Regions from separate parts of the Homo sapiens genome. Here region 2 is linked to region 1. Evidence: chromatin loops called from intact Hi-C (ENCODE). Cell type or tissue: heart right ventricle. All regions are shown on one strand. Each heading gives the region's core, and the rest is flanking DNA. Links, peaks and the distances in the headings are about the cores only.

What was found. Hi-C counts contacts between places; a loop is a spot of excess contacts. Peaks named below come from ENCODE experiments on the same cell type or tissue, not always from the same donor. Only the 100,000 strongest peaks of a DNase experiment are listed, where the experiment ranks them.
Region 2: a loop joins it to region 1, with 10 times the contacts of the local background. A loop is called at or near these places in 28 of 110 quality-filtered maps.

What each region holds. Positions count from the first base shown.
Region 1 is chr4:72,459,152-72,474,988 of GRCh38, reverse strand. The region is part of intron 3 of ADAMTS3 (ADAM metallopeptidase with thrombospondin type 1 motif 3); the gene reads left to right. Among named protein-coding and RNA genes, the nearest start is that of ADAMTS3, 100 kb to the left of the region's middle. In heart right ventricle, for the core only: a CTCF peak has its summit at 5,884 (motif pointing right); no DNase peak of the experiment used is centred there.
Region 2 is chr4:72,287,375-72,303,211 of GRCh38, reverse strand. ADAMTS3 (ADAM metallopeptidase with thrombospondin type 1 motif 3) reads left to right here. Exons shown (of 22, transcript NM_014243.3): 18 at 4,770-4,935; 19 at 7,426-7,558; 20 at 12,150-12,357; 21 at 14,344-14,461. Among named protein-coding and RNA genes, the nearest start is that of NPFFR2, 260 kb to the right of the region's middle. In heart right ventricle, for the core only: a CTCF peak has its summit at 7,066 (motif pointing left); no DNase peak of the experiment used is centred there.

The DNA of each region.
Region 1 (15,837 bases), core at 2,475-10,474:
GTGGCGGGATCTCGGCTCACTGCAAGCTCCGCCTCCCGGGTTCACGCCATTCTCCTGCCTCAGCCTCCCAAGTAGCTGGGACTACAGGCACCCGCCACTACGCCCGGCTAATTTTTTTGTATTTTTAGTAGAGACGGGGTTTCACCGTTTTAGCCGGGATGGTCTCGATCTCCTGACCTCGTGATCCACCCGCCTCGGCCTCCCAAAGTGCTGGGATTACAGGCGTGAGCCACAGCGCCCGGCCTAGAATTCTATTTTGATTTATTAATAGCGTTTGTGAGGTATATCCTTGTGTAGTTTCTGGTGGTTACTCTACATATTGTATTATATGTACATAACTACTGATGTTGTCATTTTACCAGTTTGAATGAAGTATGGAAACTTTACCTGAATATTAGTGTCAGATTTTTTTTTTAAGTATATTGTTTCCAGGTTTCTGAGGCTCTGTTTATTTTATGTAGTCTATTTTCTTTCTTTTGTTCAGATTAGATAACATCTATTCTGCTTTCCAGTTTACTGATTCTTTTCTCTGTCCATTTATTCTGCTGTTGAGCCTTTCCAAATGAGCTTTGTGTCTGGGTTACCATATTTTTCTGTTGTAATACTTTATTTGAATTTTCCTTATATTTTCTATTTCTTTGTTTTTTCTCCGTTTTCATTTATTTCAAGTATGTTTGTAATTGATGATTGAAACATTGTTTATCATTGTTGCTTTAAAATCTGTGCAGATGATTTTAACATCTGTCATCTTAGTGTTGGCATCTATTAATTGTCTTTTTTCATTTAGTTTGAGATCTTCCAGGTTCTTGATATGACGAGTGATTTTTGACTTATATCTGGACTTTTTCATATGTTCTGAGACTCTGGATTTTATTTAAACCTTCTGTTTTAACTGGCCTTTTCTGACACCATTTTAGCAGATATGTGGGGAAGGAGCTCCCTTGTTACTGCCAGGTGTAGATAAAAGTTTGTGTTCCTCATTTGGCTTCTATTTACTCCTGAAGACAGGAGTGTCTCATTACTGCTGGGTGGGAGTGGGAATTTTGGCTCTCCACATGGTCTTCACTGACATCATGTTGAGGATGGCCTCCAATAAAAGATAACCTTATTACCAGGCAATGGTGAAAGTTCTAACTCTCCACTCTGCCTCCTTTGAAACCACCCCAGTGGGGAGGGGAAAGAGTGACTCATTACTGATGGGTAGGAGTTGGGAGTCTTGGTTTTTCATATGGTCCCACTGATAGTACACAGTGTACTAGGGAAGTGCTGGTTACCAACTGGTGGGAATGAAAGTCCCAGCTCCCCACTTGGCTTTCTCTCACACCACCTAGGGTGTTGGGATGACTCATCACAATCTTGACAAGATGGAGGCCTAAGCTCCCCACTTGGCCTGTGCTGGTGTGAATGTAGTAGGACCGTGTTTTTTTTTTTTTTTTCTGTGGTGTTTGGCTTGTGTAAAACTGTTAGTGTCTAAATGTTTTTATTCTCATAGGCTGGCCATTTCCTAGACCATTGGCTAGAGAGAGCATGTTTTTTTTAGGGCTTTGTTATTGTTGCTGTTGTTATTTTGTTTGTTTTTGTTTCCTTGCCTGTTTTTGTCTACATTTCTGAGTTGCTAACTTTTTTTTCCACTGCAAATCTGGGATAAAAGAAGCAAAAAGAAAACCCAGCATGTCATCATGGATCTTGAGGTCTTTAGCTAGTCTGCCTTCTTCTCTCCACCTTTAGAGTCGTCTTATGTTTGTTATATATATAAGGTCCAGAGTAGACAGTTGTACTTAGTGAGTAGAGTCCCTAGGTGTAGTAGAAGTATGTCGACTTCTGATATACTGATTATGATAATCAATATTTTTAACAAGATCTGTGGGATCTGCTACTTCAGGTACACATGTTGAATAGCAAAGCTATACATTATTAAATTATCGTTTGTTTTGTTAATATTAATTTTTTATTTTTAATTCTTTTTAGAAATTTTGTAATGGGGTTCCAAGTTACTTTGGTTGCAAAACTAAAGATTTTGTTTTGCTGTATTTTATGCCAACTTTTAGATGAATTTCTCTTTCACTCATACTCATGGTCATCAAATATTACAGTTACGTTTGAGGCACCTCAGATTGACTTGTGTCTTAACATGAAACAAATGCTAGCCAAAGTTCGTGCAGTGCTTAAGCCATTCTACAATTGTCAACATAAGCTATCCATGAATAAAGAATTTATTTTACCCTTCATTTTGACTATCTTATATGTGGCATTTTCAGTAATTATTCCCCTAAGAGTACTTATTAGCACAACTCTGATTTTTCTGTTATATATTGGGGGTTCTTCAGAACTGCAAGGTGAAAGAAGGAATATTTCTCTTGAACAGAATCTAATTTTAATGTCTCCTTATTAAATATATATTGGGGAACGGACAAGATGACATTGTCAGGTTCTTAAAAGCAATTCATAACATGGACTAGTAGGTTAATTAGCCCATTTTGCTAAAAAAAAGTAAGAAAACAAACTGATTTTCATGGAAGCTTGAGAATGTTGAGTTATTTTTATGTTCAGAAGCACTGTTTATGTGTCTTTAATATACTGTATAAACCTACAGTGAATTGCTTTGCATGTTGTTAAAAGATATTTTACCAGGGATATTTCTGTATTTGGCGTATACTCTGTAGTAACAGAGGTTAATATCTTATTTTCAGAAGAAAAATGATCAGTATGTAGTTTGGTTTTTATAAGTTTCTTTTCTTCTAAGGGGCATGGAATTTTGGCCTTAGCAAATATAAGCGATGTAGTGGAATTGAGAATGTATGAATTTCAGAATATTTATAAAAACGTTATTTCTCCTATTTGTCATTTATATTGTCAAGCCCTGTCTCATTTTTCCTGGACCAGGATTTCCAGATGTTAAACTCAGTTCTTATTTCTAGATCTTCCTTGTATTTATCTCAGGAATTCTAAGTATCTGCTTTATGTCCCATAGTTCCTGACATTCCTGCTTCCAACTGAGGGAGAAGTGATCTCTACTGATAGCTTTCTTCAGTGGAGGATCTTGGTTTCTTTCAGGTAGTAGTTCTGACAATTTTTGACTTTAGGGCCCTTATAGTCTTAAAAATTATTTAAGACCTCAAAGAGATTTTGTTTATATAGATTATATCTATCTACATTTACCATAATGAAAATCAGAGATGAACAAAATTAAATATTGATTTATTAATTTTTACAGTAGTTATAATAAACTTGGCATATATTAACATAAACAAGTTTGTCTAAAAGTAGCTATATTTTCAAAAACAAAAAAATTCAAGAGGAAGATGGCATTGTTTTTAATTTTCACCAACCTTTTTCTTGCCTGGCTTGATAGAAGATGGTTACGTTTTCATATCTGCTTTTGCATTTTTAATGTTGTTTTGGTTGAAGTATATGAAGAAAATCTGGTCTTATAAACATATGCAGTTGGAAATGAAACAAATATTTTAAAATGCTTTTTATATAATGAGAACATTCTTTGATTCTATACTAGAACTCAACAAATACTAGCACTCTAAATACTAGATGCAATGTGGAATCCAAAAGCATATCAAGTATTTTTGTACTCTGTTATATTAAAATCTATGTTGCACTTTTTGTAATTTTATGCATTGGTCATTTGGAAAATATTGTGTCATGGAGTTAGAAGTTATTGCATTATTGACATTTGTTACTATAACTACAGATTAAATCAGAAAAAGTCTTTAAATGTTGAGAGTCTGTTAAGCTAACAGTGGCAGATAACAAGTACTCCAAGTTTCTAATTTTTGCTTGAAATCTTGAATTTTATCATTAGCAACATATCCTGTTAGTTGTTTTCCTTGAAAAGGCAGGCTCACGTTATTTTTCAAGAAGATGTTTGCCAAATATCCAAGTTTGAATAACTGTGCTTTATCTCTTAGTCATTATTTTAAGTAAAAATGGTGTTCCATGAAAAAACGGCTCATTCGACTCACACCTCAAACATTTGTGCAAGTGATCTTTCTTGAGATATCCTTTGTAGTTTGGTATGCGATAGAAGTGGTATATGGTTGTGCACTTCCTATTTATATCACATAGGATATTAAAAATTTTGTACTTAAGCCTTAAGACTTAATAAAATTAATAATTGTTACGCTTTAACAGGACTTTTTTATTGCAACTGGCTTTTAAAAATTATTGTCATTACCATAAGTGTGTAGGACAGTGAAGAATATGATGACTCCTAGTACAGTTGAGTGCCACTGCCTTGATTCATGTGGAAGCCCAGCAGTTTAACTCACCATTGCCTTTTTGCCACCAGTGCGAATATCAACACAGTGAAAAAGGTGAAAACATCTTCATATTAGGGTGAGAATAGTTTTGACCTTGCAGAGCCCCTTTAAGAGAATGGGTCTTAGGTGTCTTCAGGGATTCACAGGTTAAATTTCGAGAACTATTACTATAAGTCATGCATATACAGGAAGATGGATATAATTTTAAGAATGTGTGTGTATTATATGTGTGTATATACATACTCATAATATGTATATATTATGAGTGTATATATATTATACATGAGATGTATATATTATGTATATGAAATGTGTGTGTGTGTGTGTGTGTGTGTGTGTGTATATATATATATATAAACTTAAAATAATTTCAGAAAATGACTTGAGTAATCCTCATGGTATTCCAGAGAGGTAGGTGGTGATTAGAATATCTGCCTGAGATATAGAGGAATCATGTCAGTGTAGCTATGCCATTTTGCCCATGACCAAGTAAGAGGAGTTGCTGAAAGGGCTAGAATCCCGATTCAGAATGAAACCCACAGGACAGCCAGTATCAACCTAGACTAAAACAGTATTGAGCATTCTAGTTTTTCTCATCTTGTATACAAACTTGAAGTCTTCTCTGAAGTCTTGTATTTAAAAAAATATGGCACACTGGGACAATACAATTGATCCTTGATCAATGCGGAGGTTGGGCAACCAACCCCCATGCAGTGAAATGTCTGTATGTAACTTTTGACTCCCTTAAAGCTTAACCACTAATAGCTTACTGTTGCCTGGAAGCCTCACTGATAACATAAACAGTCAATTAACACTTATTTCGTATGTTGTATATATTATATACTGTATTCTTACAATAACGTAAGCCAGAGAAAAAAAGTGTTATTAAGAAAGTCATAAGGAAGGGAAAATGTATTTATTATTCATTAAGTGGGAGTGGATCATCATCAAGCTTTTCATTCCCTGTTGTCCTCACAGTGAATAGGCTAAGGGAGAGGAGGCGGAGGAGGAGGGGTTGGTCTTGCTGTCACAGGGTTGGCAAAGGCAGAAGATCCATGTATAAATGGATGCACACAGTTCACATCTGTGTTGTTCAAGAGTCACCTGTGCTTGGAAGGAGCAGGCCTGAAAGACCTGTGCATGCTGATCACGGAGAGGTGAGGGATTAGATAGCAATAAGGGGAAAGGACACTGATTTTATTAGTCGTCTAATGAATGCCAGGTACTGTTCATTGTACTCACATGTTAACCCCTTTAATTCTCACAACAACTTATGAAGTCACTATTATCCACCTCATTTTAGAGAGGAAGAAATGGAGCCTCTGATATTAAACAATGAGCCTGAAACAACATCACTTCTATGGGTTGGAGTATGAATTCAAACCATTTGAATTCTATAGGTAGAACTCCAACCCATGGAATACTACCATTTTATTGTAATATAGTGTCTTCATATCTGTATTCACCAGCCTCTTGGGCTACATTGTTAACTGGTTAACTGTTACTATATCTGTCTTCTAAACATATTTCTGAATATACACGTGTATAGTCAGGTTCAGTTTTTACCTTTCTGAGGAAAATAAACAGAATTTTGTATTCATTCATCCACTAGAGGGCACAAGAGTGCTAATTTGTTAAGTTGATAATGATTGATGAGTAGAGTTTAAATTAATATGATTGTAGTATGATTTATAATCATATGTATGTACTATAGGAACTTGCATATGAAAAGTTATGAACAACCATCTAGTAATTATTCTTGGTAAGAAAGATGCTGTGCCATCTTTTTATTGGAAACCAGAGACTGCTTTTTCCACAAAATATGAAAAATAAATAACATTTAGTTAAACTTAGATGTGTGACTGGTGGTTGAAGAGAGGGACCATGTGATATGCACTGGCAAGATAAGCTGTGAACCAAGTCAAAACTTACATTCTATTCTAAGTTTTCTTCTCGTTTTTTTTTTCATAATACATGCCAGTTTTGACATTATTAATTTAACTTTGTTGTGATGTGTTTGATGCAATGTTGTTCGAAATAACGGATGGATTTACCTAAGACATTACTTAAGTTTTAAAGGAAAATGTTAAGATAGCTTTTTGTATTTGGTTAATGCTTGTGTTAATCATTATTTATTATTCCAGACTTGTCATTTAAATATGACTAGGTATGGGGAGTCTTTTAATATAACTGATACATCAAGTTCCTTATTTATGTAATTACCATGTGGGTAATTTTTAGTAAAATTGTGAAATACATTTTTTAAGAAGAACAAAACTGTGAACTGTGAAATAATTGCATAATGTTTGCATGATATTTGCCATTAGAGTATTTGTATTTGAAAAGAAATTTGGGATATTGTCCTGATTTATTTTTCTTAAGACTCCTGTAAACTTTGGATCATGATGACTGTGAAGAAGTTTGAAATTCCATTGGCATCATATCCATGGCAATTGTGAAGTTTTGCCAATTAGATTCTTACACTATATATTACATGTAATGCTTTTTGTTTTTGTTAAGTTAGAGTTTGTAAATGAAGGAATCTAAAATAGTTTTTCATTTCACTATTTTTAGATATACAATGAAGAATGTTCTTGAGCTCTACTTAAAGAAATTTTTTTTTCAGACTGAAAACCTCTGAAGGATTAGTGAAATAATACATTTTTATATGATTCTAATTTTGAGAAAGTGTGGCTGCTGGAACAAAATGGTCCAGAGTTTATAACCTTCTTTGCTCTGATACATACAGGCATATATGATATAATATAGCTTAACCTCTTTGAACATTAGTTGACTGCTCTATATAATTGGATTACAGCATTGCTGTAGGATGGTAGGCACTAAGGATACAAAGATGAGTCATGAGTAGTTCTGTCTTCAAGGATGGCCATCTATGGGGAGTGCTATACAAGTTAGCAAAAGATTACAGTGTGGTATGATGAGGGCCTAGTAAAGTGATGCAAACTTGCTACTCTGTCCTCACTTAAAAGGGTGGTAACTTAGTCTGTGATGTATTCAGGGAAGATCCTTCAGAGGAGGTAAGACTTGGACTTAAAGAATAAACAGTAGAGAGTTTGGGGTGCTGGGAGGAAGGAGCATATTTTAGGCAGAAGAAATAACATGGGACAAATCAGGGTGGAATAGGACAGTAGACTTTTAAATTGTAAGAGTATGGAATAAAGACGAAATAATGTAGGAGAAGTTGGAGATACAAGATGGGATCAAAATCATGTCTCTTGAATGTATATTAACAAGCTGGAATCTTATTTAGATTATAAGGAGCCATTTGCAGGTTTTCACTTAGGAGTGCTCTTGCATTTTAGGAGGATCACTGAAATAAGACTTAGAGAAGTTGGAAGATACTGCAATAGATACTGTGGGAAGAGGTGTAGCTGAGACAAGGCTGTAGAGTAAGCCTCGAGACAGTGATCAGCAGATTTTGGGGCTACCTAAGTATAGGATTAACAGAAGGAATGAAATCAATAGGTATAATTTTGAATCTGCAGACTTGGCAGTTAGAAATAAAGCCAGAAAAAGCTAGAGGAGACAAAGGTGACTCAAAGGTGACTTTTGGGCTTCAGGTTTGGCTGACTATGGAAAATGGAGGAGAGGGGAAAGCTTTTTTGCAGTGATTTTTAGCTAGAGATGGAGATTAAAACAAAATAAAATACAACTTTGAAATAATGTTTGATTACTTCCAATGTGCCAGAGATATAGTGAGGTTTTAAATGTGACATATTTAATTATCTCAGTATCCCCTTGAGGTATTATCATCTCTAATGGACCATTGAGGAGGCAGATTTAGAGAGGTCATTATCTTAACTAAGACCGCATAGCTGGAACTGATAGAACTTGGAATTGAGCTTAATTCTATCTGACCCTAAATTACAGCCTTTTCCATTCTATTACTCTGGGTATCATCTCATATATAGTACAGTTGAAGCGATGAGTATAAATGGAAATGATAAAAAGAGAAGAGAACAAGAGAAGAGAAGATGGTCAAGGGTAGAACTTGGGCAAATAACATTAGATTACATGGAGCCTACCAGGGATATAGAGAAGATGCAGCCACAGGGAGGCAGGGAAATTAGAAATAGCATTACATCCAAGACAAAACCATTAGAATCAAGCTTGAAGGCTCTCATTCTTTCCCACCCCCACATTCTGTCGATTAGCAAATTCTGTTTGCTCCGCCTTCAGAATATGTATAGATTCTGACCATTCACTCTGGTCCAAGCTACTCACATCTCTTGTGCTGTAACGGTGTTTTTCACATCTAGTCTTGTTGCCGTAGTGTCTTTTCTCCAAACAGCAGTTAGATTGTCATTTTCTGCTCAGAACTATCCAGTGGTCTTTCTTGCCATTCAAGAATACAATCCAAACTCATTACCATGGACTACAAGGATGCACATGGCTCTCACACAGGCTATCCCTCTAGCCTCTTCTTCTACATCCTCCTGTGAACCATAGTGCCAGCCACGAGCTGAACAGTGCTTTCTCTATGGAATTTGCACTGACTGCTCACCTTCCTGAGATGCTTTCTCCCCAGATGTTCATCACAGTGTCAGAAGGACCCAACCAACCTTTCTGAAATGGCATCTTGCATTATCACATTCTACCTTTTTATTCTCTTTTTATTGATAGGACATTATCACTTGTGTATTAGTCAGTTCTCATGCTGCTAATAAAGATATGCCCAAGACTGGGTAATTTATAAAGGAAAGAAGTTTAATTGACTCACAGTTTCACATGTCTGGGCAGGCCTTACAATCATGGCAGAAGCTGAATGAGGAGCAAAGTCACATCTTACATGGTGGCAGACAAGAGAACTTGTGCAGAAAAACTCCCATTTATAAAACCATTAGATCTCATGAGACTTATTCACTACCATGAGAACAGTATGGGGGAAACCTGCCCCCATAATTCAGTTATCTCCACATGGCCCCACCCTTGACACATGGGGATTATTGCAATTCAAGGTGAGATTTGGGTGGGGACACAGGGAAACCATATCAACTTGAAACATTAAGCTTAAGTGTGTGCTTTGTATTTATTGCCCCTAAAACCCCTGTCCTGCACCCAAACTTCATGAAGGTAGAGATTTTGCCCTTTTTAGTTCAATCCTGGATCCCCAGTGTGTAGGACATAGTTAATGCTGAACAAATGTTTGAATGAATGAGTACAGTCAGAGTGGACATTAAAACAAGTAAATCAGATCATATCGCCCCCACTTTTAACCCTCCCACCCTAGCTGCCTCCTATCACTGTCAGAATAAAAGCCAAACTTTGTACCATCATCTGCAAGGCCTTACATGATCCAAGCCTTGGTAAAGACTGGCCTCTAGCCTTACTATTCCACCCTGGTTGACTATGTTCAAGCCACATTGGCGTTTTTGTTCTTGGAACTTGCTAAGCTCATTTCTTCCTCTTGCTACTTCCTTTGCCAGTCACTCCTCCTACATAGTTGGCTCCTTTTGATCCTTCAGATTTTTGCTCAAGTATTCCTTCTTGAGCCAATCTGGACTACCCTTTCTTAAAATGGTTCCTCTGATACCTGCCCCTCCATCTCAGATCTTCCCAGGACCCAGGCTAATTTTTAGCATCATAGTTGTCACTAACTAAGCAATGGTGTTTATTTATTTACTTATTAATATTCTCTCTCCTGAACTGGATTATCAACTTCATGAGGGCAAGGGCTTAGATTTCTGTCTTGTTACCATTACATTTCCAACACCTGGATGGAGTGCTTGGCACATTTTAGAAGCCCAATGCTCAGAGGATGAATGAATACAAGACTACTGCCGCTCCTGTGAGGGTGGCTCCTTGTGATTGTGAATGCTTGAATACTCATTTGGTGACACACAAACGCCTGAAACTTCTAAGATGAAGGTTATGCAGTTTGAACACTAAGTTGTGAGACTACTTTTCCAAACTATCTCATAGAATTTTGGTCCATTACTTTGTAGAGACACTTCTTGCACATTCTTAGGAATCCAAATCTTGCAAACTTTCAGGATGTAGTTTTTATTCTTAGTTGTTGCCATTAGTATTTGACTGAATTAGATTTATAGTTTCTCTAGGATGGTAAGTGCCATGTTCTCTTTCATAGCCCCACACTTTTCCCAGAATTCAACACAGAGTAAATGTTCAATAAATGTTTGCTAGTGGATTTTCTTTTAAATTTAGTTAAAAATTTATAGTTTTCTGTAAAATCTTTTCAGTTTTTAATAGATTTCACAATTTAGCCCTGCCCACCCCACATCTCCAAGAAGCTCAACCTTTAAGCAATGTTCGCTTACTGACAAACTCCAGAAAAGGAATGAAGGAGTGACATTCCCACACTAAGTTTAAATTCTATCCACTAGGCTAGAGAAACAGAGGAGACCTATAACCATTTATTCACCTAGTGCAGCTCTCTATTTGGATGGGGTTGGGGTGGAGGCAGGAAAAGATTCTGTGGCCCAGCATCCTTCTTCACTCTTATTTTCTTTCTGATAAAACAGCCAGTGTTCAATGTGGCTCCAGAAGTTTTGGTTTGGGGATTTAAAAAGTGAGCAGCAGGTAGCTGTGACGCAGGTTTTGCACGGTCATTGAGCTGCACACACCTTAAGCCAACATAACCGTGAAAGGTGGTAGTGTTTGAACTGAATCTGTGCTTTTTAGATGGAGTAGCACCTTTCAATAAAAGCACGTTTATATGGACTCCTTAAGAAGTTTAGACTGGAGGGCTGTCTCCAGAGATGGGCGCCCCTTTAGCCAAGACCCATTTGTTTGTCTTGGCAGGCTGGCTGTGTCTGCTTGGCTGGTGCTAATGCTAGGATGTTAAATTGATGAAACACAGAGCTCTTGATCCTTTTCAGTGAGGCTTCTCTTTGGTTAATGGCAGGGTGGAACTCTTTGCTGCTAGCCACCTGTAACTGGACAAGTTAAAAAATAAAGAAAGAAGTAGATGTGAAGTTGTGGAAGAGGAAATCTTTATTTGAAAGTATGTTACCAAATGCTTTTTTTTTTTTTTTTTTGCCTGTTTTAGTATCCAAAAAAGATTTCAAAACACTGAAAAATAGTAAAAAAATGTCAACTAAATCCCACCATTATTTTTGGGCAGTGGCAGTGGTTTGGGAGAGGGATGGAGAATGAGTATTCTTATAATATGGTTAGAAATTGGAGGAGCTGTGGAAAGATGCTTCATTAGAATAATTAACCTTGCTGTTCATTGTGGCTTTTGTCTTACTTTCTTTGGTCTAGATATAATCTTTTCTTTCAAGTGATTACAATGTATGCTTCTGCTTTGCACAAATGCCAAGGCATAAATAACCTGACAAAAATATGAAGTGGTTTGGCTTTTTGAGAGGTTGGTCATTTCTGAGCTACGTACCCATTACAGTCATGCCTTGCTTAATGTGGAGGATATATTCTGAGAAATGTGTTGTTAGGTGATTTCACATTGTGTGAACATCATGCAGTGTACTTACACAAACCCAGATGGCATAGCCTAATACACACCTAGGCTATGCCTTATAGTCTATTGATCCTAGGCTACAAACCTGTACAGTATGTTACTGTACTGCATACTGTAGGCAGTTATAACACAGTGGTAAGTTTTTGTGTATCTAAACATAGAAAAGATAGCATAAAAATACTGTATCAAAGATAAAAATGGTACACCTATATAGATCACCTGTCATGAATGGAGCTTTCAGGACTGGAAGTTGCTCTGTATGACTCTGAGTGAGTGAGCGATGTGTTACTGTGAAGGCCTAAAACATTACTGTACACTCCTCTAGACTTCATAAACACCGTACACTTAGGCTACACTAAATTTATTTTAAAAATTTTCTTTCTTCAATAATAACTTGAGCTTACTGTCACTTTTTTACTTTATAAATGTTTACGATTTTTTTTTTACTTTTAAACTCTTATAATAACCCAAACGCATTGTATAACTCTACAAAAATATTTTCTTTTTATATTCTATTCTATATTTTCTATTTTTTAAATTTAAAACATGTTTAAACTATTTCATTAAAAACTAAAACACGAACATACACATTAGACTCAGACTACATGGGATCAGGATCATTAAGACGTCACTAGCCTCGGCCTACATGGGATCAGGATCATTAAGACGTCACAGGGTGATAGGAAATTTTCAGCTCCATTGGAATCCTACGGGACCATCATCATATATGCAGTCCATTGTTGACTGAAATGTCATTTTGTGGTGTGTGACCGTACACTTGTGTAAAATGCACTCATGTTTCTTTGATGTGCTTGGGATTGAACTACTTTTAGTCTGTGAGTCTTCATGACTGCGCATTGTTTCAACAGCCAAGGGCTATGATGAGACTTTTTAGAACTAACAGCACAAAAACGAAGCAAGTATAAATCATCTTTCTGGTTTACATTTTCCAAGAGATTTATAATATTCCTTATGTTGTTATAGATGTTGATAATCTCGTGAGGTTGCTGGCTTTATTAATCCTTTACTCTATTGAGGCTTCTGCTCAAATGTCACCTCCTCAAAAGAGGCAATACACCAAGCCCTCACCCAGTCACTCTTTAAGTGTGCACTTGCTTTATTTTTTATAGCAATTATTATGACCTGAACTATATTTCTGTTTTTAAAGTCATAACTCTTCAACTGCAATGTGTGTGAGTTATGTGAGGCCAGGGATGTTTTCTTATTCACTGCTTAATCCATAGTGCTCAGAAGAGTAACCAGGTTATAGTAAATGCTTGATAAATTTATGTTGAATGACTGAACTAGTAATGAAAGGAGCGATAAAGGATGAAGTAGAGAAAGGAAATGATTGTTTCTCAGATAATATCATTCAATATGCTGCTAGTTAAAGCACCACAGGAAAGTCCATCAATTTTGTTAAATGTGTATTAGTACTACTAGTAAAACTGTGAGTGAAAACTGAATTGCATGTAGCAAACATCACTTATACCAAGTAAATGAAATAATTAAGTTAGCCAAAGATCAGAGAATATGAAAACATTTCATTGTATTGTTGAATGGAAGGAGTGAGCAGAGAGATTAGATTTGTTTTAATAAAGGTGTTAAGAGTATCAGTTCAGAAATTTTACCATCGGTCCACAAGAATACATTTAAAACTCTGTTTACTGCCATGCCCTCTGCTTTAGAAAGGTTAGGTTTGTCAATTTCAAAATCTCTATTAGTTGCTTATATCCATTGCCTGAGTATATTAGCATTTCTGGAGCTATATAGCATATGCTGCCACTAACAGATGGAATTGACTAAAGAGAATATCTACAGTCCACTAAAGAAAAAAATGTTTAAGGAGGGTGTTTGACACATTACAGATGGCATGAGAAATAGCCTGTCAAATTAAGATCAGTAATAATGGATTAGTGAACACCCTGTAATTAACTACCAAATATTCTTCTCATGATTCCACTCTATTTCTTTCTACTCTATGTTGACTTTTTATATAACTCAGATCATAATATTTCATATTTTTTATTTCATATTTTTATATACTAGTATTTACCCTAAAGATGTATCTATTTTGTTTTACATTCTTCTTAATGGGTTTTTCATAGTTCATCGAGTTGATATGGTAGAATGAGACTCCCGTATTGGGAGCAAAGCTGTTATGTTAGTAGTTTTTGTATGCCTATAGCTAGCTATATGCCTGGCATGTAGAACATACTCAGTTTATGTTTGTTAAACTTAATTGACTATCCCAAATGTATTTAACCTTTACTTTATTATTGGACATTTAGCTTCTTTCTGGTTTATTGATATTATAAGTAATGAGGTAACCATCTATAGGAATGCCTGTGGCTTCATGATTCTTTTGATTCAGTCTTATGATGAATTCCCAAAAAGAAATTTATTAGTCAAATGTTGTGAACATTTTTGTATATCTTTTAATTTGAAAATGGGTGACACAATTTTATAGTGGTATCTTCAGTTTTTGAATATTCCTTTGCTCTTACAAAATAAGTAAGGATATTTTTGGTCTTATCTAGCATTTCTTGTGGCCATTTCTTCTTTCTGACACATTGTAGCTACAAGTATTCCCAAATTTGGATCTAAGTGACACCTATTTTAGTTTTTCTTTTAATTTTAGGCATGGTTTTTTTGATAGTAATTGTTAGCATATTTATGACTTTTATTAATATATTTTTAAAAATAAATTATGCATTTTATTAATTTTTTCAAGGAATTTTTAAAAGGCCTTTGTACTTGGATACTGCTTAATTATTGTTACAAGCTAGTTTTTTAAATGTGCATATTTCAGGTGGGGTGTCTACAACTTTCACATTCCCGAAGCCCTTTTATTTTTATTCTTCCCTCCCTATTTCAATTTTTGAAATGCTAGTGGCTTTTGAAGTTGCTTTCAAATGGTTAAAATACACACACGTTCATATACTATGTGGTACATAATTATTGTTTCTTTCTTAGCTTCATTACTCTCCAAAAAAGTAAGAGAAACTAGAAAATCTACCTTAAGCAGCTTCAATGAACAGAACAATAATTTTGTGCTTATTTAGAATGAACAAATCTTTGGTTGAAAACCAGCTAATGACCGGTAAAAAAAGTGGGGGCGGGGAGGAGATACTCTTAATATTTAACTTTTCGTTTCCTGGTTCTCTTTCTAAATATGTAGTGCAGGTTGGGAATTCCTAATTTAAAAATCCAAAATCTGATATGTTCCAAAATCTGAAACATTTTGATCTCTGATATGACAGTATGGGTGGAAAATTTCGCACCTGAACTTATGTGATGAGTCACAGTCAAAACTTTGTTTCATGTACAAAATTATTTAAAAATTGTATAAGGTTACTTTCAGGCTATGTGTATAAGATATATATGAAATGTAAATGAATTCTATGTTCAGATTTGGGTCCCATTCCCAAGATATCTCATTACATATATGCAAGTATTCCAAAATCCGAAAAAATCCAAAATCTGGGAAACTTCTGGTTCCAAGCATTTCAGATAAGGGATACTTGACCTTTACTCAAACCTTTCCCTGGTTATGTAACCCTTAGATAATAGTCTTTTTGTTGATATTAGAATGCTAACTATTGGTAATAATAGCTACATTTTGAGATTTTTATATGTACAAAGTACTGGATTTCCTGTACATTTTCTCAATCTTGTTATTATTCCTTTTTCATAGATGGTGGAACTGAAGCTTTGGGAAATTAAATAAAACTAGCCCAGAGGTAGAAAAACTGTTCAGACTTGAGTCTGTCTAAACCTCACGCTCTTAATCATGATTCTATGCTAAGTACATTGGTTTTGATAATTTGCGTTTATTGCTAAGGATTTCTTTTTAGAAGACTCTCTCTTTCTAATTGTGTATTTGTATGGCCATCTCGGAATTGAAATATTTAGCAAATAAATTTTAAATTCTTATCCAAAGTGTTCTTGATAACCAGGTATTGATCTATGCTGGGAAAGCCATCTTCCAATATCTCTACACAGAGCAAGCAGTTAACTGATTTGCTCTAAGCTTCACTCCCTGATTTGTCTGTTCCCTAACTTTGGGCTTCTTTTGTAAACAGAGTCCTCATCTTTCACTTAACA
Region 2 (15,837 bases), core at 4,036-12,035, 170 kb after region 1:
TGAGAAAGAGGGGAATCTGAGGTGGTTTATGTGCCTAGGTGGTGTCATTCAGCAGCACAGAAGAGAGTCTGTGGGTCAGAGGGCTCCAAGGGAGGCAGCTGCGTGAGGTCCTTATAGCCAGAAGGTCTTATTCATATCTAGCAGATGTTGGATGTAGTTTCCTAGAGCTGTGCAAAGCAAGCAGTCCCTGAATGGCTAAAACTCCCTCATTTGGGCAGCGTTAAAAACAACTGGATGTATAAAAGTTTGTGTTTGGCATCAGAGGGCTTTTGAGCTAACAGATCTCAGCCTCAGCCTGCTGTGAAGAAAGAACCTAGGGGCCAATATACAGGAGCCCTCTTTTACTCATTTATACAGCACTTGCCTTCCAGAATCCATCATTTATGAAGAGAAGCCTCATTTATATTGCTGCACTGCATGTAATGTGTCAGTTTTCTCTGGCTGCTTTTTAAGATTTTTCTCTTCATCTTTTTGTTTTGTCTTGTTGGTTTAGCAGTTTGACTGTGATATACTCAGTTTACCGTGTTCTTTGTATGTCTTATGCTTGGGGTTCACTGAGAATCTTGGCTTTGTAGGTTGATGTTTTTGACCAAATTTGGGTAAATTTCCCATGATGTGTTCTAGTTAGTTGTTTTTCCCAAACCCTCACCCCCACCCCATCTTTCTCTTCTTCACTCCTAGGACTCACTTAAATCAGTTGAAATTGTTCTACAAGTCTCAGGCTCTGTTCATCCTTTATAATCTTTTTTAAAATACATTTTTCAGATCGGATTATTCCTTTTGAGCTCTAAGTCACTATTTCTCTTAGGTGATCTCCAATCTGTCCTTGAGCCTATCCAGTAAATTTTTCGTATCCGATGGTGCACTTTTCTTTTATAGAATTTCCATTTGGTTCTTTTTTTTTTTTTATTTCCATTTTTCGGCTGAATTTTTCATAATGTTCACTCATTACATCTAAGTTACCCTTTAAGTTCTGGGTCTTCACATTGTCAATTTTTTTTATGGATCACATTTCCTGCTTCTTTTTTTCTTGTACACTCGACATTTTGGAAGATAAATTGTAAGGTGTCTGGTTTTGTTCTGGCAGGCGGTTAAGTTATTGTCAGATCATTCTGATCCTTTAAGGCCTAGTTTTATTCTTCCTTACAGCTAGTCTATTTCAGTGTTGTCCTTCTTCCCATGGTGTGGCCTTTCATGGTGCCAGGCTCAGCCCTGCCTGGTTTCTGGTATCACTGTCCCACCCCCAGCACTCCCACTGTGGACTGCCTGGTGTCTTGGCTTGAGCATACACAGACCAACCCTCAGTCATGGACCCATGTAGATTTCTAGGTGATCTCTCTAAGCAGGCCCCTCTTTAGTGGCCGGCTCTGAAAGTTCCAAACTCTAATCTAGCTCCAGGTCCAGAACCTGGCCCTTGTCAGGAATAAGATCTGGCTTGTTTCTCTTCTTACAAGGATTGGTGTCCTTTGTCATGACATACATTGCCAAACAAAAAAAAAAAGTTTCTGCAAATATTTTGCCCAGTTTTATAGCTTTTAATATCAAGACGGCAACTCCATTACTCCCTCATGGATGAAAGCAGAAGACAGCTACTTGATTTGAAATTTATTGTTAGTTTCTGTTTTATACAGAATTTTTATTTATTGGATTTCCTATAAAATATTATACTTAAGTCAAATTGCTCCACTCAATTTTTAGGGTTTTTCTTCTCTGAAAATTAGTTCCATTTTGAAATATCTGTTCAAATCTTTTGCCCATTGTTAAAGTTGTTATATTTTCTTTTTGTTGAGTTTCGAGAGCTCTTTGTATATTCAAGTCCTCTGTGAAATACATGATTTGCAAATGTTTTATTCCAGTCCATAGGTTGTCTTTTCATTCTTTTAGTAGTTTCTTTCATAGAGCAAAATCTTTTAGCTTTATCGAAGTCCAATTTTTTAATGTTTTCTTTTGTGGATAAAGATTTTGGTGTTATGAAATTTTTTTTTGTCTAATCCAGCATCAAAACATTTTCTCCTACTTTTTTTGGTAACTGTTTTAGAGTTATACATTTTACATTTAGGTATATGTATCACTTGGGGTTAATTTTGTATGAAGTGTTAGGTCCTTATTTTTGCATATGGATGTCTATATTAGTTATCTATTGTTGTAAAACAAATTACCCTCAAACTTAGTGGCTGAACACAAGCAATACTTATAGTTTCTGTGGAACATGTATCTGGACACCACTTAACTGGCTAGTTCTGGCATAGAGTATCTGATGAGTTTGCTGTCAACTGTGGCTAGAGTCATCTCAGCTTGACTGGGGGTTACTCTGCTTCCAAGCTTAGTCACATGGTGCTGAAAGGCCTCAGATGATTGTTCCCCAGCTTTTCCATGTGGTGGGTAGCAGTCCATGATTCTTTACCACTTAAGCCTCTCCATAGGATGCTTATACATCCTCACAATATGGCACTGACTTCCACTACAGCAAGTGACTCAAGTGAGCGAGAACATGGGACAGTGAAACCGAGACGGAATTCTCAGTCCTTTTTTACCTAATGTATCTACATTTCTTAAACCATCACAATGTCCAGTTGTTTTAGCACTATTTGTTAGAAGTCTGTCCTTTATTAAAATGCCTTTCAATTGTGTCAAAATTAATTATCCACATTTATGTGGGTCTATTCTAGACTCTCATCCTGTTCCATAATAAAATATATGTTAATCAAAGTTTTATTTAGCTTATTTTAAATATGAATGATTGGAGGCCAGAAGCTGTATTTCATGCTGATATAATTACATTGTATTCTTTTCTAGCAACATGAGTATCTGGCTTTAGAGACCTGATGCTTAACCATCATGATAGATGCTTCAAGACTTGCCCACTGATTATAATCTGACCACAGCAAGTGGTGTGGGCTGGAGGTACAAGAGGGAGATTTGTAGCTAGGAGATGAGGGTGTAGACAAGCAATGTTCTATCATTATGACATTGCTTTTCCATTCTGAGTCCTGGAACATGGTGGCTAGGCTGTCTGGGGCAAAGAGAATTAGATATCTGGCTAGAGTGTAAGGGTTGTTCGAATGGTGCTTGATTTTTAATGCTGTTTTAAAAAAAAAGACAGAAAAAAGAGAATAAAAGCCAGATAACCAGATCCTCTACCCCCACTGATTTTAGTATCACCTCATTTCTCAAACAAAAGGTAGTTCTAAAAATTTAGTTTGGAATACCAATGAATTGCACATTTCTCTCTTTGCATAATCAGTAAAATCCTATGAAAGCTACATGAAAATCAATTTTTTTAAAGGCAGCTTTGCCCTGAACAAAATTAAAAGGCAAGAGACAAACTGAGAAAATATTTGCAACTCATATTACAAAAAGGAATTCATATCTTTAGTGCACAGATTAGGAGAGAAAAAATGTGTACAGTTCCAATAAAAACCAGGACAGTCATGCAATGTACAGTGTTTAAAATATGTGAGTAATAAACTTAGGAAAATTAAACTTTATTAGTTATCAAATAAATAACAACTAAAATCATGATATTTTTCCCATCCAATTAATAAAGGTGAAAATTATGTAACATGTAGTGTCAAATGGCCACTTTCATACACTCTCATTATTAAAGTAACAATTGTTCTAACTGTTCCGGAGGACCATTCACCAGTCTATCAGAAGAACTAGAATTATAAAAAGTGTTTGTTCCCTTCAGTCTACTAAGAAACGCCAGAAATCCCCACAAAGGTTGGGAAAATTTCTAATGAAAACAAATATTGAAGAGTTACCACACACTTATTAACAATAATACATAACAATTTTAGGATTACAGACTATGCTGACATTTAAAAGTATATTTTCTTTTTTTAACTTTTTTTTGTACAAGTGCAATTTAGCTACATTGATATCTTGCATTGTGGTAAAGTCAGGGCCTTCAGTGCATCCATCACTGGAGCAATGCACATTGTACCCACCAAGCAAGTTCCCATCATTCAGCCCTCCTTCCATTCCCTCTGACCCCTCTGAGTCTCCAATGACCATCATTCCACACTCCAAAAGCATGTTTTCAAAGAATATTTTGAGAAATGTGCATGTTACATGAAATAAACAAAGCCAGGAAAGTAAATATGTCTGTACACACACACACACACACACACACACACACACACACACACACACACAGAATGCAAATATCTTGAGGGACTATCACAATAATAAAAGTGACTGGTTTTCTCTAGTTAGGTAGAATTATGATTTTTCGTTTTCTTTCTATTTTTCCATAATGTATATATTTTCTGGAGGGAACATTACTATCTTTATCATCACAACACAACAATTTCCGTTGAAGACAATTTTAAAATGCACCAAAATTTTTAAATTTAAAAATTCAAAAAATTTAAAAATTTAAAAATTTTAATTTAAAAATTTTAATCCTTTAATTTTAATTATAATTCTTTACACTTAAAAGTTAAAATCCTTTAAAAAGGAGATGATATAATTTAAGGAAACCTACAGTGAACCTTATAAAGTTATTATTTTTATAATACAAACTCTTACTCCTCAGTGTATGTATTTTTTAACACTTTTATGTTAAAAGTTTTATAGATACTTCATCTTTTTCTTAAACAGGGCACATTTGCACTATGGTTTATAGAAATAAAAACATTATAATTTTTGAAACTATTTGAAAGTTTTCAGTTTTAATAAGAGCAATATTCTGAAATATTTGTAATTTTACACTCAAAATTTAAAACCCTCAGGTGATTTACATATTGATTTCATGTGTATGTTAGATTATACCTCAAGAAAATGATACCCGCTCTAGCCTGACATATAAGTACATCATCCATGAAGACTCTGTACCTACAATCAACAGCAACAATGTCATCCAGGAAGAATTAGATACTTTTGAGTGGGCTTTGAAGAGCTGGTCTCAGTGTTCCAAACCCTGTGGTGGAGGTAACCATTGAACACATTTATTATATTAAAATGTAATGCATATAAAAACCAATCTTGCTTCTACCTTTATTGCTGTCTCTAATCGAGGCCACAATCTGAGAAACACCAAACATAACCATCAAAACATCAATACAAAACATTTTTACTGAAATCTCAGAATCACCAAATCATAGGATTCCTTTCATAACAGTGACAGACCTTAAAATCCTCTTGCCCTTTTCTCTCAGGTCCTTTGTCTTGCATTTACTGTAGTGGTACCCTTAATCACTTTATTCTTCCCAAACTCCAAAACTCTCCCAAATTCAGTGTACTCTGGTCCTCATCTTTCTTCTTACCTACTTTTGCTTTCTGTATCTCTCTGCATTTCTACCAGAGTTAATAACAAAAGAGCTATTGGTTACATGACTGTGTAACTGACTATGCTATGTATTTGAAACCAGATACTGTTCTAAATGCTTTATATATCAATGCATGAATACTCACAATGGCCCTACGCAGTTGGTACTGTTGTTATCTCTGTTAAAGTGGTAGCAAAACTGAAGCACACAGAAGATAATTGCCCAGAGCCCATAGGATTCAAACCCAGATAACCTGGCTTCTGAACACATGCTCTCACTCACTGCACTGTGCTGCCTCCGTTCCCTCTCCAGAGTCCATTAAGCTGGATTTAATGTCTCTCAATTTCTCCCATCATCCATTCCTCTAGTTCTAAACAAGTGCTCCATTACCAATTTCCCACCATGGGCAGGAGAAGGCAAGAGGCTGTTACAAAAATGACAGCAAATAATTGAGAACAAAATTTGTATTAGGCAGTGCTTGTGTAAATTATTTATTTTATAATTTTAAGTTCAAGGCTGTATTTCTAAAGTGTTTTCTTGAGGGAAGAATACAATAGTTAAGTATTTTAAATGACATCTCTTTATCCATTACAAGATGCTTATTTAATTTGGACCCTCCCTTCTGCTGTACTCTCAACATTTACTTGGTCATAATATTTGTCAGATATACCTTCTTCATATCTACCACATCTATTCCTTCTTCACCAGACTCCAGTCACCACTTTGGGAGGGACGATTATTGCAATAGCCTTTTAACTAGTCAACTAATATTGATGTTCTTCTCTTCCTTAATTTACAGGGTAATTTTTCTTGAATGCATGCATGAATGAATGGTAAAATTATATTATTTCCCAGATTAAAATCCTTCAGTCTTCTAACATGTTGCCCTGAAGACACAACATCACTTTATGTAGCATTCTTTCTAAAAATGAATCCCTTGAATCTCATCATTAGAACACAGTTAAACAGGCCCAAATTTCGGAACATTTTATAAAACAAATAGTTTTTAAATTTCAAAACTAGTAAATGCCGTAAGACAAAAAGAGGTTCAGTAATTATTTCTGATTGATGGAGGCTGGAGACATAACAGTTAAACGCAACATATGATCCTTGACTGGAAAAGGATTGCCATAAATAACATGATAGGGACAACTGAACATTTTTGAATAGGTCTGTATGTTAGATAATAGCACTATGTCTATGTTAAATGTCCTGATTTTAAGAATTATATTATAGTTATATAAGAGAATGTACTTCTGAAATCTGTGCTGAAGTATTTAGGAGTGAAGGATCAGGATGTCCTCAACTTTCAAATGGTTCAGCAAAATTATATGTATATTTACACACATACACATATATAAAGAAATATAGCAAATGTGACATAGTCACAAAAGATCAATCTAGATGCAAGGTATACAAATATTGTTTTTTCTTACAACTTTTGGATAGGTTTGAATTTTTTCAAATTTATATACATAATTACAAATATAAAAGTTGATGTTTGAGAGACCCTCAGTAACTCCCTATAACCTTCAGGATAATGTCCAGAAACTTGTTAGACACTGAAGGCTTTCAAGATCTGATCCTTCCCTAACTCGTGCACTCTTCACACATGATCCTCTAGCCACATGAAGAAACCGCAGTTTTTCACACGTTATTTCCTTTGCTTGGAGAATAATTCTGCTTCATTTCCATTACCCCATACTATTTGAACTTCAGTATTCTGCTGAAGAAAAGTACTGATCCTCTAAGCTTTCCCCTCCCCTCCAAGTTACAGATCTCTTCCCTCTGTGTTCCTTTGGTGCCCTCTACTGTAAGTTATTTACATAGTTTTCTAAAAGCCTATGTCACTAAGTATTGTCACAGTGGTTTTCGTATCTACCTCTCATGCTAGACTGTGTATATTTAGAGTCTAGTTCTTTAACATGCATGCAGTTGCAATATTTATCAAACGTATTCTCTGAAAAGGTAAAAGTTTTTGTTTATTTAATGTTCTTTGGGACCTTCAGCACCTATTGAAGTGCCGGTTTGTATGCACTCAATACATATTTATTGAATGGATGAATAAATGTATGAATGAGTAAGTGAATAATCAAGTAACTATCAGCATGAAGAAGTGATTAAATCCAAAGAACTTTATTTCCTTTTCCAGGTTTCCAGTACACTAAATATGGATGCCGTAGGAAAAGTGATAATAAAATGGTCCATCGCAGCTTCTGTGAGGCCAACAAAAAGCCGAAACCTATTAGACGAATGTGCAATATTCAAGAGTGTACACATCCACTGTAAGCATCTATTTTAACTATCATATCTGGAGGTCAAAATCAGGACTTCACTGCCTTTAGCTCTTTTTAGTTTTGATTTTATTTTCAGTCAAAGCTCTATATAGACATGGTTTAAATAGTCAAGTCACTTCACAGGAATTATATAAAGCTGCAGTTCTGTGCCTTTCACCACATTCTTGTTCCTCAAAAACAACCACTTTCAACTGTTATATTTATTTTGATATTTGGTAATTACTTGCTTCCATCTAAGTCAAATGTTTTTGCTTCTATTCCTTGACTTTTTTTGGGAGGTGGGTTAGACATTATACATTGAATTTTCACTGTGAAATCTGAAGATTGTATTATTTTATGACCACTCCGCAAATGCACACCCAGAGGCCACACTTTCTCCTTCCCTGCTACTCCCATTACTGACCTAACATACCTTTTACTGATCGCAATATTCAGGGTTTGTATTAACATGTATCTCTCTTAATACCTGAGTCACACAGCATGCATTGATTATTATGGTTTCTTTCTTGTAACGTTTCTTCCAGAATAAATGAATATTTTGATTTTATGTATTTGATCTTCTACTACTTTTCCCTAATTCATTCCCAAACTCTCTTTCTCAGTATCAATCCCCTCAAAATACTAAACATCCAAGTATCCTGTCACTTTAGTCTCCATAGAAATGGAAGAGTCTTAGAGAACAGAGAGTTCTCTGTGTTCCAGCTCCAGCTTGGACTTTTTACCAGCTTTCATCCTAGGGTTTCCTTTCATCATCCTCCTTGGAATTCCTACTACGTTTCTCTTCTCTGGGATTTACTGTTACTCCAAACTATAATATATCATCCCTCAGACTCAAAAATACTGTTCTATTATTATCTACACTCAAGTGTTGCTGTTGAAAAGTCAGTTGCCATTCTGATTCTCAGTTCTTTCTCAATGACCTGTTTTGGTCTCTTTGTCTTTCAAAGTTTGTAGGACCGTCATTTTGTTCCTAGTGTCCTGAAATCCCAGTGATGAAATTGACTTGGTGCTCATTTTTACTCATCGTTGTGCTGTGTACTTATAGAGTTTTTTAATTGAAAAATAAAAATTGTATGTTTTTATGGGGTACGATGTAATGTTTTGATGTATGCATACATTGTGGAATGATTAAACTCAGCTAATTAACCAATCTATCACATCACATACTTATCATTTTTTGTGGTACACACATTTCAAATCTGCTCTCCTAGCAATTTTGAAATATCAGTTTCATAATTATTAACCATAGACACTATGCTGTTCAGTAGATCTCAAAAACATGTTTCTTCTAACTGAAACTTTGTACCCCTTGACCAACATCTTTCCATTACTCCTTCACCCTCACCCAAGCCCCTAATCACCACCATTCTAGTCTCCACTTCTGTGAGTTCCACTTTTATAGATTCCACATATGGAATCTAGAAAACAAGTGAAGGTCACATGGTATTTGTCTTTCTGTGTCTGATTCATTTCACTTAGCATAACTTCCTCCAGTTTCATCTATGTTGTGGCAAATGACACAAACTTTTAAATAAATAAAATGTATATCTTTTATCTCTGGAAGATTTTCTTGTATTTTTTTTGTTTTGAAAAAAATTCTCCCGTGTTCCTCAGTGTTCTTTCTTTCTGGGACATTAGTAGCTTGGATTTTCTCTCCTATTGTCCATTGTTGCACTTGCCGAACCTTTCATTTTTGCTATCATATCATTAATATTCAAGAGATCTATTCAAGTATTTCTTTTTCAAGGCATTTGATTTTTATTTCACAGATGCAATGTATTCTTTTATCTCTTCTGGAATATCAAGGATTCATTTCCTGTTTCTAAGTAATTTCTTTTGAGTTCTTTTCTTCCACTTCTCCACACCCACTCCACCTCCATCATTTATGTTAGAGGATTTCTATGTGGTAATCCTGGGATGTTCATACGTGTATAAAAATGCAGTGTTTAGAAGGCTGATTAGAAGTTTGCCTTACAGTCGTGGCTCGTGGGCTCAACTATAGGGTGATCTGACTCAGCTATTTTATTGAAAGAGCCTCAATTAATTGTATATTTAGTGTTTTTCTTATAAAAAAGATTCCATAGAACAGAATCAATTTCTTGCCTAGGGAGTGTAAGCCAGTTTAAAGGCTGTTCTGGAAATGTGTATAGGTTTCTAAAGCGATCTCACCATTTCACAGATGGATTTTTACGTAACCTTCTGTTTTCACTGTGGTTTCTTTCTCTCTTGATCATGTCTATTGTATCCAGTTAAGTCTGGTTCACATTCTACAGAGGATAAACCTCATGTCTTCTGCGTTGGAGGAGGGCAAATCACCCTGTATGGTTAAGAATCAGGAGGTCTAACTGCTTCCAAACAGACTTTTCATTAGTTATCCTGCTTTCAGTCTTGGCTTCACCCTTGTTTTCACAGCTCACACTGAATCTAAGGCCTCTAATCCCTAAATATTTCTAAAGTTCTACAGTGCAAGTCAGTTTGCTCATCACCTTGTACTGCTGAGTTGGACTTCATTCTTCTTAGATCTGCTGAGTTAGTTTCCATATGTCCATCTGTCTTCTAGGTTCCAAAATTATGTTGCTGTGACTTCCTCTCAAATTTCTTTGTCTTTCTAGATTTATAACATTTTTGTCATTTACTTTCATTCTGAGATCTTAGGAGGGAATGGAGGTAATCAGAAGTACCTATATCTGTGAAGTATAATATTTGTCTTCAAAAGAGAGTCATCACTGAAGTCTTCAAAATTGAGCAAAATTCCTCAGTCCAGTTGCCTTGAGACATTCATTTTACCACCAGTTTGACAAGCTAAAGCAGTCTTAAACTGTGAATACCAAAGACTGCCAAGGTTTTAGCATGGTTATATTTTGGTGCCTCATATATATGGAAAGAAAAATAAATTGCAGAGGGAAAGTAACTTTGGAAAAGGCAAATCCATTTTAGCCTGAATTACATACAGACAGCTTGCATAACCAGATGGAGTCAATGGTGACCACCCTTTGGGACTTGGTAACCATGTGTACTGGAGAACTGTGTGTAATGTTGTATCCACAGCTGATTTGGAGAGTGCTTGGGACACTGACACTGACATTAGAATTTGGGAATGTCCCCTGGTTAATATTTTGGAAAATGCCTCTGGAAATGTTTCTATCGGGTGCATTTGTGTGAACAGTTTTTACCCAGCCCCAATGCACACCACCCTTACCTCTTGTCAGGCCCAGTAAGGGCCAATAAGAAGAACTGCATTATCCAAACAGTATAGATATGTCAAGTAGCCTTCATAGCAACAACTGTAGAAATAAAACAGTCATATCAGTTAAAATATTTAAACATGAGTGAACTCTCCAGATTTTATAAAAATGTGCCCTCGTCCAACCCAGAAAAAGACATGAGGTGTATCCTCTGTAGAATGTGAACCAGATTTTTAACTATGTATAATAGACATGACCAAGAGAGAAGGAAACCATAGTGAAAACAGAAGGTTATGTAAAGAAATCGTAAGTGTGTCTTAGCAACCATTAGATGGATTCTGTTTTAAAGATTCACTGTCAGATGTTTAACACCATTAGGCAATGTAACTGAGAGTGAGTTGGTGCTATCCTTGAAAACTGCCTTCATGCCTGAATCTAACAGGGCAACTTTAAGATGAGTTTCAGAAACCCTCTGTAGATCATCCTTTAGGAAAGAAGAAGATTTCAGAGTCACTGAGAGGCAGAAAAAAATAGGGCATTAAAAGTTTCAGCCACATCCTATTTGAGAAATAGGAAAACTTTTACACCGTTGGTGGGACTGTAAGCTAGTTCAACCATTGTGGAAGTCAGTGTGGCGATTCCTCAGGGATCTAGAACTAGAAATACCATTTGACCCAGCCATCCCATTACTGGGTATATACCCAAAGGACTATAAATCATGCTTCTATAAAGACACATGCACACGTATGTTTATTGCGGCACTATTCACAATAGCAAAGACTTGGAACCAACCCAAATGTCCAACAATGATAGACTGGATTAAGAAAATGTGGCACATATACACCATGGAATACTATGCAGCCATAAAAAAGGATGAGTTCATGTCCTTTGTAGGGACATGGATGAAATTGGAAATCATCATTCTCAGTAAACTATCGCAAGGACAAAAAACGAAACACCGCATGTTCTCACTCATAGATGGGAATTGAACAGTGAGAACACATGGACACAGGAAGGGGAACATCACACTCTGGGGACTGTTGTGGGGTGGGGGGAGGGGGAGGGATAGTATTAGAAGATATACCTAATGCTAAATGATGAGTTAATGGGTGCAGCACACCAGCATGGCACATGTATACATATGTAACTAACCTGCACATTGTGCACATGTACCCTAAAACTTAAAGTATAATAATAATAAAATAAAAGTTTCAGCCTACTATTGTTAAAAAGTTATCCATTATATCCATCTTTCTGAAACCACTTCCTGAACTGCAGTGTGCCCACTAGGTTGCAAGTCACTTAGAGAGCAGAAAAGTCTAGGCTTTGCAGGTAGAAATGTGTACACTATACATACCAGTGATAATTGCAATATTAAATCCCCGCACCCACAGCTGGGTAGCAGAAGAATGGGAACACTGCACCAAAACCTGTGGAAGTTCTGGCTATCAGCTTCGCACTGTACGCTGCCTTCAGCCACTCCTTGATGGCACCAACCGCTCTGTGCACAGCAAATACTGCATGGGTGACCGTCCCGAGAGCCGCCGGCCCTGTAACAGAGTGCCCTGCCCTGCACAGTGGAAAACAGGACCCTGGAGTGAGGTAGGTGTGTGAATTCCGTGCATGCATAAGTAAAGTGTGTGTGTAAGCATGTGTAGATATTTTAATTTGGCTTAAACATCAGTTAGGCTTTGTGTGAACTGAGAAACTACTGCATATTTTGTAATTACCTGGAGGTGTTAGGAAAAATTAATGCTTTAAGACAGTACATGTTAGGGGCAAACCATGTTTATGTGTTTCATAACATAGAGAAGAAGTCTGAAAGATGACTGTTCTTTTGTCTAATATTTTTGTTGACTTCCCTATTCCTTCAGTATAAATTCCAAACCCCTGATATTGAATGCAGGGCCCAGCACCATTTGGCACTGCACTAACTCCTCTTATTCTTTCTTCATTCCAACTCTTTGTCCCAGTTCGAGTAAACTTCACACTGTTCCAAACAGACCATGCTTGTTTGAGCCTCCTACCTTTCAGCTGACTTGTACTCCCCCTCCTCCTACCTGATAATCTCTCCTTCTCCACCAAACCTCATCTCCGTAGTCCAAATGACCACCTTCCAGGTGGTACCTTTCCTGGCAGTTCCTCCTGTATATCTGAAATGCAGTACAACTTAACTTTACCATGCTGTTCATGACAGAGTATTATAACTCTGATTCTTGAATCTATATTTGCCACTAGTACACACATTTCTCAAAAATAGTATGCCTTGTTTCCTCAGCACTCAGCTAGTGCCTAGCATACCTGTCCAGATGATGTTTGTTTGCTAATTGGCTGACTCAATGTTGCATTGTCAGCTATTACCACCTGTCTTAGATATTTCTAAAGACTCAAAATAAGAAATCTTGGGGTCATAGGAGAATAGTTTATAGGAGGAAAGGGCATGAAAAAGCAGACAGAAGACTAAAGAGTAAGTGGAGAATAAGCCCAGAAAGGAAGAAACAAGCAAGTTGTCTTATCTATTTCTTGCTGCTTTAACAGAATTCCACAGATTGGGTAATTTATAAAGAACAAAAGTTTATTTGGCATATGGTTCTGGAGGCTGCAGAGTCCAAGAGTATGGCACTGGCATCTGGAGAGGGTCTTCCTGTAGCTGAAGGCATCACATGGCAAGGAGGCATGCAAGAGAGACACAGAGGATCCTTCTATCAGTAGCCCATTCCTGCAATAACTAACCCATTCCCAAGATAATAGCATTAACCCATGCCCATAAATCACCTCAGAAAGGTCCCACCTCTTAAAGGTCCCTCTCAACATTGTTACAATGGCAGTTAAATTTCAACCTGAGTTTTGGAGGGGACATTCAAACCATAGTACAAGTGCAGGTCACCCACATAGGATGATAATGATAACACATATCAAAGTCTCAGTAGAAGTCCCTCCTCCACAGCACCTTCCTAGGGCCATTACATGGAACTTTCTGAGCTTAGTTTTAGAGCAGTAAACCTTTTCATTAGAGAAATGAACTTAAGAGCACAGAGAAATAGTAGTTCCAAGGATGTTGAATTAACCATCCAAGGCAACTTATCAGTAAATTCTGCTATCTGTAAGAAAGAAGTGAGGACTGTCAATACTATGATTGGGTCCCTGAGAACAGACATCATCAACATTGTATTTAGAAACTACAGCAGATGTTACCATTGTTATTAATCATGGCTTCTTTCATATGATATGCTTACTAGGTGTCAGGAATTTTGTTACTGCTTTATACACTTTGTTCCTTTGCCTTCATTTAGTCCTAAAACAATCTTATAAGACAGGTATTATTATCCCAGCTTTCCACTAGATAAGGAAGGTGAATCTTATGTAGAAAAAACAATGCTCCCAGGCTGGTAAATAATGGAGTCAGAATATAAACTCAGTAGTATCTGTCTTCAAAACCACTGTGCAGCATTACTTAATAGAGAACCCACTCCAGATCTCTGTGTCTTTGTGTGTGTGTGTGTGTGTGTGTGTGTGTGTGTGTGTGTGTGTGTATGTGCATGGTCTTGGTGCAATAAATGTCTGTAACCACAGCCTTTGTCTCTGCAGTGTTCAGTGACCTGCGGTGAAGGAACGGAGGTGAGGCAGGTCCTCTGCAGGGCTGGGGACCACTGTGATGGTGAAAAGCCTGAGTCGGTCAGAGCCTGTCAACTGCCTCCTTGTAATGGTAGGTGTCACACCAATTGACTTCACTGCTCTGATGTTTTTAAACCTCAAAAAGCAGAATTTCCTTTTGAGAGAAGTTATAGAATTTATATTTGTTTACTGATAAATAACCAAAGGAAAACACCTGTGAAATATTAGTCCAGTTCAGTTCTTTAAGATCAGCATTTGAGGTAATGTCCTACACTTTTTAATTATCATGATCACTATAGCCCTGCCATTTCTGGCTGGTGGCATTGGAGTGAGGGCTGTGCCATGTATATGTAACGTCTATCAATTTGTGTTGCTAATAGGAACCACTTAATTTTTCCTTGTTATATTTAACTATAACTTCACATCTTTATTAAAAGCATAATTTTGCAAAGATTTTGAAATATTTTACTAAAATTATTCAATTTTGATCTGTGGGTAATGTTACTCAACCCTAAAGCCATTTCCAATAACTGTCTGTCCATAGAGTAACTTCAAACAGACACCTTGCACATAGGATAAAATTCAGCATTTGCCTGACCTGCCAACTTGCTGTATGGCAAAAGCAGAGTATATTTTCTTTATTTAGTCAATTTGCTATTTTAAAACAGCAAAATGGGGCCAGGTGCGGTGGCTCATGCCTGTAATCCCAGCACTTTGGGAGGCCAAGGTGGGTGAATCACCTGAGGTCAGGAGTTCGAGACCAGCCTGAACAACATGGTAAAACCCTGTCTCTACTAAAAATACAAAAATTAGCTGGGCATGGTGGCGCATGCCTGTAATTTCAGCTACTTGGGAGGCAGAGGCAGGAGAATTGCTTGAACCCAGGAGACAGAGGTTGCAGTGAGCTGAGATCACGCCACTGCATTCCAGCCTGGGTGACAGAGTGAGACTCCATTTCAAAACATAAGTAAATAAAACAAGCAAAATATATTGGATGGTTTTGGGCTCTATCACTGTCTCCTTCTGCCTCCATTTCCATAGCTCTCTATCCACATCTCTGTCTGTCCTGTGCTCGGTCATCTGTGTCTCCATTTGCTGTCCTCTGTCTCTCTCTTATTTTTGGTGTCTGTCTTGCTCTGTCTCTGATGAGCTGTCACCTGCTGCCTGTATGTGGCTCATTTTCTATGTCAGCCACACATGCTTTTTCGAGGCCTTACTCTTTCTTCTTGCTGTCCTTCCCTCTCCCTCTCCTAGTCTCCCTGGCTGTACCTCCTATCATTCTTTTTCCCTCTCATCTTCTCTCTCCTCCTGCCTCTTCCTGGCTCTCTCTTTCCCCTCTTTCCTTGTTCCATGTGTCTGTCTCCCTTTCTCTCCCATTTTCTCTTTCTCGGTGTCCTCCCCTTCACCCTCTCCCTTTCTCTTTCTTTATCCTCCCCTTCCTCTCCAACTTGGTATGTCTGTCTCTGT